Linked DNA regions of Homo sapiens: region 2 is linked to region 1. Evidence: chromatin loops called from intact Hi-C (ENCODE). Cell type or tissue: dorsolateral prefrontal cortex. All regions are shown on one strand. Links, peaks and the distances in the headings refer to the core of each region. The heading gives the core; the rest is flanking DNA.

Evidence for each region. Peaks named below come from ENCODE experiments on the same cell type or tissue, not always from the same donor. Only the 100,000 strongest peaks of a DNase experiment are listed, where the experiment ranks them.
Region 2: it touches region 1 in a loop (2.1-fold over the local background); 2 of 110 quality-filtered maps call a loop at or near these places.

The regions. Positions count from the first base shown.
Region 1 is chr17:70,703,674-70,706,597 of GRCh38, reverse strand. No RefSeq gene overlaps it. Among named protein-coding and RNA genes, the nearest start is that of CASC17, 500 kb to the left of the region's middle. In dorsolateral prefrontal cortex, for the core only: no CTCF peak of the experiment used is centred there; no DNase peak of the experiment used is centred there.
Region 2 is chr17:70,653,398-70,656,321 of GRCh38, reverse strand. No RefSeq gene overlaps it. Among named protein-coding and RNA genes, the nearest start is that of KCNJ2, 490 kb to the right of the region's middle. In dorsolateral prefrontal cortex, for the core only: no CTCF peak of the experiment used is centred there; no DNase peak of the experiment used is centred there; H3K4me3 peaks cover 1,617 bases; H3K27ac peaks cover 2,181 bases.

The sequences.
Region 1 (2,924 bases), core at 258-2,757:
TCTAGTTTCCACCTTCATTAGAACTCCCAGAACCCGCTCAGAAGGTTCCCTCAGAGCTATCCACCAGACAGCACCCCTTCTTAGACGTCTGAGTAGAAGCTTTCACTTTCAGGAGCTCTCTCCTATGAATTCTAGAGGTATGGAGCTGAAATACGTCCTCTTCTCCTTGTGTAGGTCCCAGCTGCCCAGTCTTCTCCTCCAAACTTCTAGTATTTGAAAATGTTCAACAACTTCTTCCCTTTCTTCCTGCATCTTGACCAAGATGGCCTTCACATTCCTCTCACCTTCACTAAACTTTAGACAGATTACATCATGACCATAAGCTTCTGACCTCTCTTTTCTTAGAGTATTTACAGTAAAATACTAGCAACGGTAAAATCTTTCTCTGCCCCTTTTACAGCCCAGAAATGTCTTTCTCAAAGACATGGGAGCCACCCCCTTTGAAATCTAATCATTAAGGAAGACAAGTGTCCCTTTTTCCCATTCTTTGTGGGAGGGTAGGCGGCTAACCTGAACAAACAACAATTAGCAAACACAGATGCTCTAACGACTTGACCAACTTCCCCTTCCAGCTACATTTCCACTAGTTTATCCCAGAAATTAAAAACCCTCCTATTTCTGCAGAAACAAAAAGTGGGAGGGCTGAATTCAGTCCTGTTCTGAAGTCTCCCTCCTTTATTGCTATAACCCGAATAAAGTCTGTCTTGTCCATGTTAACAAGTGTTTAGCACAATTTCACTTTGATAATCTTTTCTGACAGTATCATCTCAGTGTTTCCCCTTTGCCTTTTCTATCCTCCCATACCAAATAATTGATTCTTTGTATTAAATCCTGTTAAAAACAAACAAACAAACTAATATTCCGTCTGGAACCTGCCCGATACGGTGTGCCATCCTTTTTTAGCTGTCAACAGGTGGAGGACTCATCATTTATCACTTACTTCTAAAAAAAAAAAAAAAATTCCCCCCCCCCCCAAAAAAAATTAAAACACAGAAAACTAAACTGATAATAAAAGGCTGTTTTATATAATAAGGTTTAAAAATATGGGGTGGGTAGAAATGTTTGTATCATACTGATGCCAAGAAAATAAAACTGAAGAGTATCAGCGATATGGTTTGGCTCTGTGTCCCCACCCAAATCTCCTGTTGTATTGTGATCCTGGTGGGAGGTGATTGGATCGTGGGGGTGGTTTCTAATGGTTTAGCACCATCGCCCTAATGCTGTCTCATGATAGAGTTCTCATGAGATGTGGTTGTTTTATTCCTATTTCAAAGTCTTTAAACTTTTTTTCATTAAATATTTTGTTTACTAAACTAAAATTACTTATGCATACAAACATTTCTGAACTTCCATAGTACTTTCAGTTAGTATCACATAATTTACCACTTGCTTGGACACTCCTAATTATATTATTGATTCTTGCATATATCTTGCCTCACACACTATGTTGTAATTCCTCATTTTAAAATTGCCTCCTATTCATTCCATTGGTGAGGAAAGGATTTCTCTATAGTGTTATGGGAATGGCAAAATACTAATACTTCACACTGGACAAGTGAGATCAACAGCAGTGTATTAGTCACATATACTCACAGACCAGGGGAGAGGGACACCATGCCACACACAGCCACATGGAGTGTGCGCTCAGCAAAAGAGCTCCTTCATTCTCTCTCTTCCTCCAGCTCCCACCATGTAACATGTGTTGCTTCCCCTTTGCCTTCTGCCATGATCATGTATTTCCTGAAGCCTCCCCAGCCATGCTTCCTGTACGGCCTGTAAAACTGTGAGTCAATTAAACCTCTTTTCTTTAGAAATTACCCTGTCTCAGGTATTTCTTTACAGCAGTGGGAGAATAGACTAATGCAACTAGTTCTGTGCTTCAAAGTCCCTTGCTCATTTCAATAAACTTGACCTCTAGGTTCTAATATGGATAATTAGCTTGCTTTTCCCCTCCCTTCAGGAGGACAACAGAATACACAAATATTTTCTGATGCAGCGCAAGTCAGCTCTTGGATTTGTTCTGCTCCTGCCTTTGTCTCATCTGGCACCTCTTTTCTCACCTAAATGACTAACCACTGCATTTACCTAAAGAAAAACAGAGTCCCAAAAGGGAATTTTAAGAAGACAAACCTGGCCAGGCGTGGTGGCTCATGCCTGTAATCCCAGCACTTTGGGAGGCCAAGGTAGGCAGATCACAAGGGCAGGAGCTCGAGACGTAGTTGGCCAACGTGGTGAAACCCCATTTTTACTAAAAACGTACAAAAATTAGCTACGCATGGTGGCGGGCGCCTGTAATCCTGTGTCAGGAATTGGTTCCTTCCAGTGGGTTCTTGGTCTCGCTGACTTCAAGAATGAATCCACGGACCCTGGCGGTGAGTGTTACAGCTCTTACAGATGGTGTGTCCAGAGTTTCTTCCTTCCAGTGGGTTCGTGGTCTTGCTTGGCTTCCGGAACCAAGCTGCAGACCTTCACAGTGAGTGTTACAGCTCTTAAACGTGGCAGGGCCGGAGTTGGAGTTGTTTGTTCCTCCCCGTGGGTTCTGGTCTCACTGACTTCAGGAGTGAAGCCCCAGACCTGGGCATTACAGCTCATAAACTTAGTGGGCACCTAGAGCAATCAGCAGCCAGACTTATTGTGAAGAGTGAAAGAACAAAGCTTCCACATTCTGCTAGGGGACCCAAGCAAGTTGCCCAGGCTGGTTGAGGTGGCCAGCTTTTATTCCCTTATTTGGCCCCACCCACATCCTGCTGATTGGTCCCTTATACAGAATGCTCATTGGTCCATTTTACAGAGTGCTGATTGGTCCGTTTTTACAGAGTGCTGATTGGTGCGTTTACAAAACTTTAGCTCGACGCAGAGCGCTGATTGGTGCATTTACAATCCTTTAGCTAGACAGAAAAGTTCTCCAAGTCCCCACCCGACCC
Region 2 (2,924 bases), core at 235-2,734, 50 kb after region 1:
AATCAACATCACCACCAAGTATCAGGTCCCTAAATGGTCTGCTGCCCCAAATAAAAGCCTTAGAATCCAAATGGAAAAGGTAAAATTCTGATTTTGCACTTAGCCATTGTAACATTGGGAAAGCCACTTAACCTGTTTAAGCTTCATGGGGCTGAAGAATCATACCTGTCACCCTGACTAACCAGGTTGTTACTGAAATGAATGAGATAATCTACAGGGAAGTAATTTTTTATATGTCATGTAAATATCACGTTATATTTATAGAAAATACATTTTGTATTGTTCAAATACTAAATAATCTCAAATCTTTTTTTTTAACTATAATCACTCTTTCTCCATCTCTAGAAGTGCTTTGCAGTTTTAATAATCAGGAAGGGAAAAACAACTTAAAATGTTGTGCATTATATTAAAAATAAAGTATGTTGAATTGTTGTTTAAAGCAGACCATGAACCGAATCTTCCCTGCAGCCAGTTTTTGTAAATACAGCTTTATTGGACTGAAGCTACACCTATTCATTTACATATTGTCTATGGCTGCTTCCAAACTCCAAGGGCAGAATTCAGTCATGGCAACAGAGACCATATGGCCTGCAAAGCCAAAAATATTTACTATCTGGCCCTTTACAGAAAATTTTGACCAACTCTTGGATTAATAGCACAAAAAGGGAACAAAGCAGTTTCATTTAAAAATGCCCTTTGCATCTATTAAATATTTTGTAGATTTGTACTTTAAAGATCTTGCTAAAGCTATTGGGAGTCGGTGAGAAAATGCATGGTGTTACACACACATAAAATGTGTGTTTGCCTGAAAATGTGCACCTTGTCTGACTGCAAATTTGGTTACATTCAATGGCTTAAATATTCTGACACTGAGCCAGAAGGATTCCATGGTGATACTGAAAGCAGTGCCTGCCTCACAAATGAAACCAATTGCAGCTGTCAGCCACTGTCACTTTGGCTTAATTATTAAAATAAAGACAACTGGTTTTGAGCACACAGAACATTGGAGATGTGAAGATAATTGTTATGAAATAATTCTGCCTAGAAAACTAGTAACAGTACATGATTTTTATTGTGTGCCTGTCAGTGCAAAAATCTGACTGTCAAGCCCACTTTAAATATGGACACAAATAATAGGAGGTTGGCCTGCGCCTTTGAATTGGTAAACTGAAAAAAGAAACACACACACACACACACACACACACACACACACCTGCAAAGGAGCAGGCAAATAACCTTTAAGTGCAGTGCAGAAACACTATTTCTTTAAATGAAAAACTCTATAAAAAAAGAGAGATTTTGTAGGGGTAGAATTCTGTACAGTTATTTCAACATTGGGAGAGTATCTGTCCTTGGCTTTTTTTTTTCTTTTTTTTTTTTTTTTCCCAGCACAGATGTTCATCTGCATCCCATCTGATCTGAATATTCGGCTTTCTTGGCACACATCTCTTTATCTCCACTGTGCGTTCTTCCTCTGGGCCAAACTCCAGTGTCACAGATGTGCAGAGAGAGAAAGGAAAGAGAATATTAGGGATAGAAAGGCTGAGCTCAAATTAATCAACAGGTCCTTATGAGTACTGTTTATTTCCCTAAATTCCCACCTGCGCTGTTACAATCTAATAGCCAGACAAATCTGGCGACAAATCTCCAATCTGTGAAAGGATTTTTTATAAATTTATACCTTACGGAAGTAAGCCTTATAAAAGCTGAGCTCAGGATAAACCCATCCATAAATGCTTTATGTATTTACTTATTTTGCATAAAAGTGGGGATCCTAATTCAAAATTTAGTGTTCCTTGCAGTAAATTTGAAAATCTGATACAATCAAGAGAATCATACTTTTTAAATGCCACTTCTTGAATCTAACACTGGAAGTATCAAAGAATCATTTGCCATTCTTCTGTTCTGGTGGATGAAATGCCCTAGGCAGTGGCTATTTACTCAACATTCATACATTTTGACTTTTCTGATCTCTCATCCAACCAGTGAAAATTTCCAAGTAGCTCTATTTTTTTGTTTAAAGAGATATTTGAATTTTCTCAATGCACACATTTGTGCTATACGTGATTATATATTAGTCTTGTTATGTTTTATTATGTTGTCTGCTTTTTTATCCCCTACAATAAGACTTAGCAATTTTTCCTTCTGTAAAGGTGAAATATGATCTCTGTTGAAACTCAATTTGTAATCGTAGGACCAAAGTAGTCATAGATAATATATAAATGTACAGACGTGGCTGTGTTCCAATAAAACTTTACAATACAGTCAGTGGGCTGGACTGAGCCCCACAGGCCATTGTTTGATGAAAATTACTGTGCTAGATTCTATGTTTTTGAGGACAGTTTATTTTCCTGGAAACTACTTCCATCAATTAATACTTTCCTTCAGCCTGAAGAACTTTTTCCAGCATCCTTAAAATGTTGATGACCATTAATTCTCTCAGCTTTTGTTTGACTGGCATTGTCTTCGCATCTCCATCATTTGTGAAGGATATTTTCACTGAGTACAGAATTTCAGGTCAATTTCTGTTTTTCTTCTGTTACTTCATATTTGTTGTTCGATTGTTTTCTAGCACCCATTACTACGGATAAGAAGTCAACTGTTTTTATAAAATCGTTCCCCGAATTGTGATCTGTTTTGTTTTGTTTTGTTTTTGCCTTTGGCACATTATAAAATGTTTCTTTATCTTAGCTTTTTATGATAGCAGTATAATTTTGATATGTCTAGATATGAGTTTTTTTTGTATTTATTCTTCTTGGCATTTATTGAGCTCCTTGGATATGAAAGGTGATTTTTTTTTTGCTTTTACAAGAGGAGGAAATTTCTTCAAAAAAATATTTTCTGCCCCTTCTTTTTCTCCTTCCTAATACACCACTGCCTGTGTGTTAGACCACTTCATATTTTTGCATAGGTCACTGAGGCTC